2 separate regions of the Homo sapiens genome follow, and region 1 is linked to region 2. The links are chromatin loops, found by intact Hi-C in ENCODE. Cell type or tissue: K562. All regions are shown on one strand. Each heading gives the region's core, and the rest is flanking DNA. Links, peaks and the distances in the headings are about the cores only.

Region 1 (4,406 bases), core at 76-4,075, 58 kb after region 2:
CTATAAACATTTGGTATCTTTTTTTCACTTAAACTGTATCTTAGATCATTCTATAGCAGTAAATAAGATATTCCTTACTCTTTTTGCTTTTTTTTTTTTTTTTTTGAGATGGAGTTTTGCTCTTGTTGCCCAGGCTGGAGTGCAATGGCGTGAACTTGGCTCACTGCAACCTCCGCCTCCAGGGTTCAAGTGATTCTCCTGCCTCAGCCTCCCAAGTAGCTGGGATCACAGGCATGCGCCACCATGCCCAGCCAGTTTTGTATTTTCAGTAGAGTCGAGGTTTCTCCATGTTGGTCAGACTGGTCTCGAACTCCCGACCTCAGGTGATCCGCCCCCCTCTGCCTTCCAAAGTGCTGGGATTACAGGCATGAGCCACCGCTCCCAGCTCTTTTTGCATATTCTTTATCGTACTAAAGAACAACTCAATAAAATAAATACTTTATTCAGTATTTCTAATACCCAAGGTAAAGACATTCTAACAATAAACCTGTGCAACTAGAGTAGCATAGCCTCGGGCTGTTGCTTTTATCTCCAGCCAGTACTACTGCCTAAAGAATATGAAAGGAAAGATTTCTGTATTCATTTAAGAATTTTGATTTGTTAACAAGCAGTTTTTACTAGCTATGCATCTGGAATGACTAATGACTAATGAGAATTACAGGCCCACAATAGCCCCCACAATTTAATCATTCATCTGTCTACTGTTCACATATTTATTGAGCACCCATCTGTGTGAGGCACTCTGCTAGGTATTCTGGAAAAAAATTGAGTTTCATAAATATCCATTGTGTCATAGATACAAATTTAAGACATCATGAGGTCTACTTGTTAACCTTACTGTGTATGATCTCTACTTTCAAGATCTTCAGAGGAGATACTTTATTGCTACTAGCAGAATAATTTAATAGAACTCACATTCCTCAAAAGAAAGAGATACTCTTTTATTTCTTTGCTGAAGAATTCATTTAACAGCACTTTCTTCTAAGTGTTTTCTGACTACTGTACCAAACTTGGTTATATCTTTAGTGCTCCCCATACATGGGAATCAGTTGTCTTAAACATAGCAAAGAAGGATATTTATTCATTTATATGACTGTCTCGAGGTTAAATAGTTCTTTTGATGATAAAGACTTCATCTCATCTCAGTCTGTCCCCAGTGCCTAACACATGATAGTTCTCAATAAAGTTTATTGAATAAATGAAATATTTTGCTTACCTATTATGTTAAGGGAAAAATAAAGTTGTATGTCAGGAAAAAAAATCTTTTAATATCCTTGCTAAAATTTCTCGCAAGGTATGCAAGTAAAATATGGCCTTAAAAATTAAAATTTAATATGCTGTTTTTGGACCTCTAAACTATGTGACCAGAGAGGAGACATGATGGCAAAAATGATCTTCATAGCATATGCCTTTAAGAAGCAAATTTTAATTTACTGTTTCTATGAATACAACATTTATTCCATTAGATTGAAAAACACAACAATGCTTATTCATACTTTAAGCATTTATATATCTCACCTGTAGAATCAAAATTCTTCCTGCAAACTTTTATTTCTCTGTTCTCATGCAGAAATTACTAAATTCTTGCTCTGGAAAAAGAGAATTACTGTGTTGTCTTAGAGTAATACCTCCATCTGGTGGCATTTTAGAAAATTACAGAAGAGGACAGGAAACTTGTATTTTCTTGTATATCTGTAAACTGTATTACCTGTGGTTTCTCATAAAGCCAAATGAAATTACATCAAAAGCGGAGTCAACCATATGTACCAGAAATTTAATGCCCTAGTTTTCAACATATAAACAAATGACCTTGGGGATAATTATATAATCAACTGTTTAGTCCAGACTATTTCTGCTCTATCTTGGACTAAAAATTAGAAATGGAAAAAAGGATAGTTTATGAAATGTCAATTGCTTTTTTATGTGTGTGTATACACGTTAGGAAATATGAGAATTTGCTATTTCAGATTTATTGCTACAGATCCACAAAGAACTTATTAATAAGTGATTTTCTCAGACAAGCAGTGTTACTGATTTTTTAAAATAAATTATATTTTATCATAGCTCGGTTATAATAAATTATGTTCTCCTGGAGTGATAGAGATGGAAACTTGAAAACAAGCAGAAACTACAAATAAATTTCTGCCTGTTACTGTAAGAATTTTTTTTAACACATTTAATCTTTTCTTCACACATTTCTTACTTTATTATTGCTAGAGCTTTATAAAGGTAGGTACCATGCCTTCAACTTCTTGACTTCTCAAAGTTTCTAACCCAGGATTTTGTACTTAGTAGATTTTGCATATTGTCTTAGAAGAAGATTACAATCTTATTGCTTATGTTTTAGCCATAAAAATCTATAAAATATGTCATAAATCTATCAAGTATGTAATAATCTATCACGTATAAATAAATTATCAACTATGGCAGTTGTTACTATAGATTAAATCAATTCCTTTTTCTTTTTTTTGGCCAAAGATAGTTGAAATATTAAGTATGAAGTAAAATTTAATGATTTGGGGCTTTCTGCTGACGTCTAAGAAAAATTAAATTCCTAATGAATTTTGTTTGAAATTGTTTATTTTCAAATTATAGCCAGTCGGATGATGATTCTGGGTCAGCTTCAGGCTCTGGATCTGGTTCGAGTTCTGGAAGCAGTAGTGATGGAAGCAGTAGCCAGTCAGGTAGCAGTGACTCTGACTCCGGATCTGAATCAGGCAGTCAGTCAGAGTCTGAGTCAGACACTTCCCGAGAAAACAAAGTTCAAGCAAAACCACCGAAAGTTGATGGAGCTGAGGTAATCAATAAAATACCCAATGAAAGGTAGATTGCTTGTATTACTTTGGGAAAATTTAGAGGATTGGTTTATACCATTCTTAATCTAGCTTTTAGAGAAGACAACATTTTAAATTAAAATTTACTTTTAGTGATTCTCACATTCATGGTGGTACACCTGTGGACTAATTGGCTTGGAATAGATGCATTTTCGAACTAGAAAACACAAAGTGTAAATTACACACAGGCAAATAAAACGTTTTCTGCCTCTTAGGCAGAAATTGAGTTTCATAAATATCCATTGTGTCATAGATACAAATTTAAGACATTGTGAGGTCTACTTGTTAACCTTACCGTGTTATGATCTCTACTTTCAAGAGCTTCAAAGGAGATACTTTATTGCTACTAGCAGAATAATTTAATGGAACTCAGATTCCTCAAAGATAATGATGGAATAGGGTAAGGGGCTATTCTGTTTGGAAAAAACTACAAGAGATACAAAAACTTGTCTATACTTCGTGGTAGTATACAGTGTTACTCAGAGTACCAGTCTGTGATGAGATAAGATGCTTGAGGGCCAGAATATAAATCGACACACAGATTCCTTCATAGAGAAAAATGTTGCTACCGGCCCCCCGCTCAAATCTGAGCTAAAACAATGTGCCTAGTGACATCGTTGACGTATATTCTGACTCAGCCTCTTCACCTCACACTGATAAAATAGGTAACCACACTATGAGTAGCACTAATACAAATAATACTCTTAGCATCAAGAGGATATTGATTAATATTGTCTGTGGAACTCAACACACCATTTTTTTTTATACATAACTAGAGCTCAGCATTTTATTTAACTATATTGCAATGATAATTGTGTTACATATAGGTAAGGAATATAGTCTTTATTACTTTGAGGCAGTAAAGATGGTGGTATAGTTTTTCAATAAATTAACCTTTTTTTGCAGTTTTCTTAATACTTCTTCATTCACTGGTTTATATTTCTATTATAGTTTTGGAAATCTAGTCCTAGTATTCTGGCCGTTCAGAGATCTGCAATCCTCAAGAAGCAGCAACAGCAGCAGCAGCAACAACAACATCAAGCCTCATCTAATAGCGGATCAGAAGAGGTGCATTTTCATCATGAGCTATTATTTTAAAAGTGGACATGCTGCTGAATCAGTTAACTAGTATTTGTGAAATTATTAAAAATAATAAGTGCTTTGAAAGAATAAGTAGGAAATACTTTAAGTGTATATATCAAGAATCTTGAAATACAGATTTTGCATTATCCAGTAATTCCAATTTTAGGGATTAATCCAAAATAAGCAGTGGGACATTTGTGTGCATTTGCTCATTACAGCAAAATTAGAAATAAACTAAATGTGAACTCTGTGGGAAATAATTAAATGTGATATGCACCTACACGCATATACATGTATGAATGAAGGAATATTATATCATTAAATCATATTTGTACGAAATAATAACAGAAATCTCAACATAATATTTTTGAAAGAGTAGATGGCCACTATACACAATGTAGTTTGTGTGTGTGTGCAAGCATGCATACATGTATGTTTGCACAAAAACATTCAGGAAAAATTATAACAAAAAGTAATGGTGAAGAAAAA
Region 2 (4,406 bases), core at 291-4,290:
TGACTGAGATAATGCCTAACTAGCAAGAGACTGAAAATGTTACTTTTTGGATTCCATATTTATGCACTCAAAAATATTTACTGTGTACTTATTATGTGCCAGGAACCTTTTTAAGGTGCTGGGGCTGGAGTGATGGCTCATGCCTATAATCCCAGCACTTTGTGAGGCTGAGGTGGGCAGATTGCTTGAACCCAGGAGCTCGAGACCAGCTTGGGCAACATGCGAAATCCCATCTCTACAAAAAATACAAAATTAGCTGGGTGTGGTGGCGTGCAGTTGCAATTTCAGCTTCTGAGGGGGCTGAAGTGTGAGGATCACATGAGCCTGGGAAGGCTGAGGCTGCAGTGAGCTGTGATCATGCTACTGCAATCTAGCCTGAGTAACAGAGTGAGTCTTTGTCTTAAAAAAAAAACAAAAAAAAAACAAAAAAAAAAGATGCTCGGAATAAGAATAACTTCTCAAACTTGAATGAATTTAAAAAGAAAAAGAAAAAAAGATGCTGGGACTGTTTCTGTGAACAGTAGATAAAAATTCCTGCCCTTGTTGAGCACATATTCTAGTAGGAGAAGACAGACATTAAATAAGTAAAACAGTATGAAGGGAAATGTCATGTCTGGTATTCACTTTAAAACATTTCAGAAAAAAGCCCAAACAAAGCAAAACAAAATGATGAGGGTATAGATTAAATGATGGGTAAAATATTAATAATTATTGAAGCTTGGTGATGGGAACATATGAGATTCATTATATTATTCATACATACACACTGTTGTTTGTGATAAATGCTATGTAGAAGTGTAAAGCAGAACAGGAGAAACAGGAGTGCTTGGGGTAAATTATAGTGTGGTTAGGGAAGGCCTGCTGAAAGGTGACATTTCAGCAAAGACCATATGGATGGGGTCACACATTTACTCACTAAACTTGAATGTACAATGACAATGAGGTCTTTTCATTTACTATAACCTCTTAGTCCCCTCTGGGTACTAAGGATATAGCAGTCAACAATCTCATCTTCCTTTTTAGTTCCTCCCCTTTTGGGAGGCAAGGAAGAAAAAAATCTAAATTTAACCCAGCCTGGAAAAACCTCAGCTTAATCTACTTGTTGCTTCAAAGGTAGGATGGGGGAAACTGATGAGACAATGTGGAGACACAAAATTCTATTATCTTTATTGAACACAACAACCTTGTCGGTTAATTATAACATGTCTACAGCACCTAGGCATTTTCTCTAAGTATGCAAGTCTGTACATTTTTTTTTTGAGATGGAGTTTTCACTCTTGTTGCCCAGGCTGGAGTGCAATGGCGCCATCTCAGCTCACCACAACCTCCACCTCCTGGGTTCAAGTGAGTCTCCTGCCTCAGCCTCCCGAGTAGCTGGGATTACAGGCATGCGCCACCACACCAGGCTAATTTTTTGTATTTTTAGTAGAGACAGGGTTTCACCATGTTGGTCAGGTTGGTCTCGAACTCCCGACCAGGTGATCCACCCGCCTTGGCCTCCCAAAGTGCTGGGATTACAGGCGTGAGCCAGTGCGCCCGGCCTACAAGTCTGTACACTTTTATGCCTACCTCATGTTTATCATTTTCATGGTCTCATCTTTCTTGCACAACTTTCCACCTGCAGCCACCACCACCCAACCCACCACAAACACAAGTGCTCCCCACTCTTTCCCTCAAGGTGACAGTAACTAGACCACAGGTTGCTCCACCACTGGTTACCAATTACTTCATTTTCTTACTTCTTTCTTTTTATAATATCATTATCATAAGGAGGAATTTCACTGCCCAGGTCATCAGGAGGGACCCACACAGAGCAATGTCAGTTATAGCCAGTTCTTCTTTGGTCAAACACCAGCTGTGGTTTTAGCTTATCCTGTGCTTATCCCTGTAAGAATGTAAACATTCTGCAGTTGCCTCATCCTTATCTATTTTTTTACTATGTCTTGGTGACCTTACAGTTCCCCCTGAATGCAGTGACTTCAAACTTTCAGCTTTTAATAAGCGACATCAAATAATTCTATTCTTCACTGTAAGATATTTTCCCTCTGATCAAAACCTACCCAACACCAAGAATTTGAACATTCTGATTCTTCAGATCCTTTCCCTAAGCACGGCCCCCACCCCTGCCCATCCCCAACCCTCCCCCCAGCAGAAGCAGAATTAACTTCTTTTTCTGTCTCACTGAATTCTCCCTTTTGAAAAATCCTAGGTGGTATTTTTTTAATGCACATCACAGTTCAGTGTGCTGTGAATAGTGTATTAAAAAGAAATAAAATTGTAGTGGATAGAATATATCAAAATGCATGTTAAATTTTTGTTTCAGTGATAATGCATATGTGTGTGTGTATGTATATTATGATCCAGTTCACATGTACGTATAATATTCGGTCTAGGTACATGTGAACTGGGTCACAATATGATGTTTCCTATTGTGGGCAGTGGTGATGTGAGAGCCTAATAGCTATCAGGCCTAGCCTTTGATGTGTTAATGCCAGCAAAAGGAGTTTGGGAAACCCTTTCATTCTCCAGGTTTGCAAGATAATTCTCTTCTTAGAGAGGTCAGGAAAGTCAGCTTTGAGTCTCAAAGCTAATCAGCATCCTTTCTGGTGTAGCTTCCTTTGTGTAATAATCCTCTGGCTCCTTTTGTGTAATAAGCCTCAAACCAAGGAAAAGGAAAGCTGTGAAGATTACATTGTATCCTTATAATATCGTAAAATATCACCCTACTATACATATCAATTATGAGTCTCAGGCTTTCATATGAATTTGCAGTTGCTTAAGCAAGGAAGGCTGTTTTTGTTTTTGTTTTTTACAATTGATCCCAAGATATGTTTGAAGAGGGTGAAGTAGCAATGGCTTACAGAACCCTTGGACAACTATGGGAGGAGATGCTGGTACAATCTACTGGACAAACAGTCTCTCTCCCTCTTTAACAAACTAGGTCAGCCAGGTGAGAAAGTGTAAATATTGTGGTTATTCCCCTCCCTCATCTCTGAGCTTCAACAGATGCACTTTTCCCACTAGAATGTAAACTCTATGAGAATAGTAATTTTTGTTGACTGCTACATCCTTAGTACCCAGAGGCTTCAGCTCAGAGTATGAGAATGATAACATCACCTGCAGGGGTCCAGAGTACAGCCAGCCAAGTCTGTATCCTACAGGATAGATAGGATGGATACAAGAGCCCAAACACACACATAAATGCCAATTCGAAGTAAAAGAGACAGAATAAGAACTCAGGATATGTAATGGATCAGAAACAGGGAAGTGGGGCCCAAATTGGTTTTCACAAATACCGCTGGATACAGTTTCTTTTACAGACTGTAAAGGTAGGTGGTATGTGGTGAGTTACACCAAAAAACTGGGAGGATGGTTAAAGAACTAAAATTGAATATCTAGGTAGCCTTTCAGACCAAAAAAGAAAATAAAATGACAAGACTTAAGTAAAGCAGTAGAAAAAATAGATTTTACATTTCTGATTAGAATTTTCAAGATTTGGTGATCAATCAGTATAACATATGGGAAGATTAACAATGGTTAGATCATTTACTTTAGGGGAACTGGGCAGATAGTGACTGTATTAAAACATAGAGACTATATGGGGAAGTGGTTTAGATGGTAATGAGTTTAGTTTTGGACACAATAAATTTGAAGTGTCTGTCAAAAATTCAAGTTGAGAGGTCAAATAGGCTTAGAAAATTCTTATCTAAACCTCAGAAAATGGTTAGAATTGGAGCTAAAGATTTAGGAATCCACGTGTGTATAGGTGCTAATTAAATTCATAGGACTTACCTGAATAGAAAAGATGGTTTATAATTTTTTTTTAAGAGACTGGATCTCGCTATATTGCCCAGGCTTGTCTCAGACTCCTGGCCTCAACTGATCCTCCCATGTCAGCCTCCCAAAGCGCTGGGATTACAGATGTACACCACCACATCTGGCCTCTTTATGCAATTATAGAGAGAAAAGTGGGTAAAGAATGGAAGGATGAGGTAGTCTAACATTCAGAGGTAATTAAATGATAATCCAATGTAAGGACTATAGAAAAAATAGAACCAGTAGTATTATATAAGAAAATGAATTTAATATCCAAGCCTTGTTTTCCTGGCCTTTCTCCCATGATTATGCCACATGTGATAGGCAAAATTAATCAACTCATTCAAACTTCTTCTTTTTTCTCCTTCCATTTCCACACACACATATTTGTAAGCAGCTGCAAGTTGGGATCCCAGGAAATAGACTGAGATTCTGAGGTGCGCATGTAGGAGGTTTGTTGTGGAAAGGAGGGTTTCTCTCAGGAACATGATCTGTGAGAGGTAAGGAAGTAGGATTAGAGAGGGAGAAATTGAACTGTGATGAAGTTACAACAGAGGCCTCAGTTGACCCACGGGAGCTCTGAAGCCCCT

The links. A loop is a pair of places that touch in the nucleus more often than their neighbours do. Peaks named below come from ENCODE experiments on the same cell type or tissue, not always from the same donor. Only the 100,000 strongest peaks of a DNase experiment are listed, where the experiment ranks them.
Region 1: it touches region 2 in a loop (2.2-fold over the local background); 1 of 110 quality-filtered maps calls a loop at or near these places.

Annotation. Positions count from the first base shown.
Region 1 is chr5:98,903,288-98,907,693 of GRCh38, reverse strand. It overlaps CHD1 (chromodomain helicase DNA binding protein 1), which reads left to right. Exons shown (of 36, transcript NM_001270.4): 3 at 2,596-2,797; 4 at 3,786-3,902. Among named protein-coding and RNA genes, the nearest start is that of CHD1-DT, 23 kb to the left of the region's middle. RefSeq lists an enhancer at 2,041-3,240. In K562, for the core only: a CTCF peak has its summit at 1,644 (motif pointing left); no DNase peak of the experiment used is centred there.
Region 2 is chr5:98,961,344-98,965,749 of GRCh38, reverse strand. The region is part of intron 1 of CHD1-DT (CHD1 divergent transcript); the gene reads right to left. Among named protein-coding and RNA genes, the nearest start is that of CHD1, 35 kb to the right of the region's middle. RefSeq lists an enhancer at 2,233-2,977. In K562, for the core only: no CTCF peak of the experiment used is centred there; a DNase peak (open chromatin) is centred at 1,869.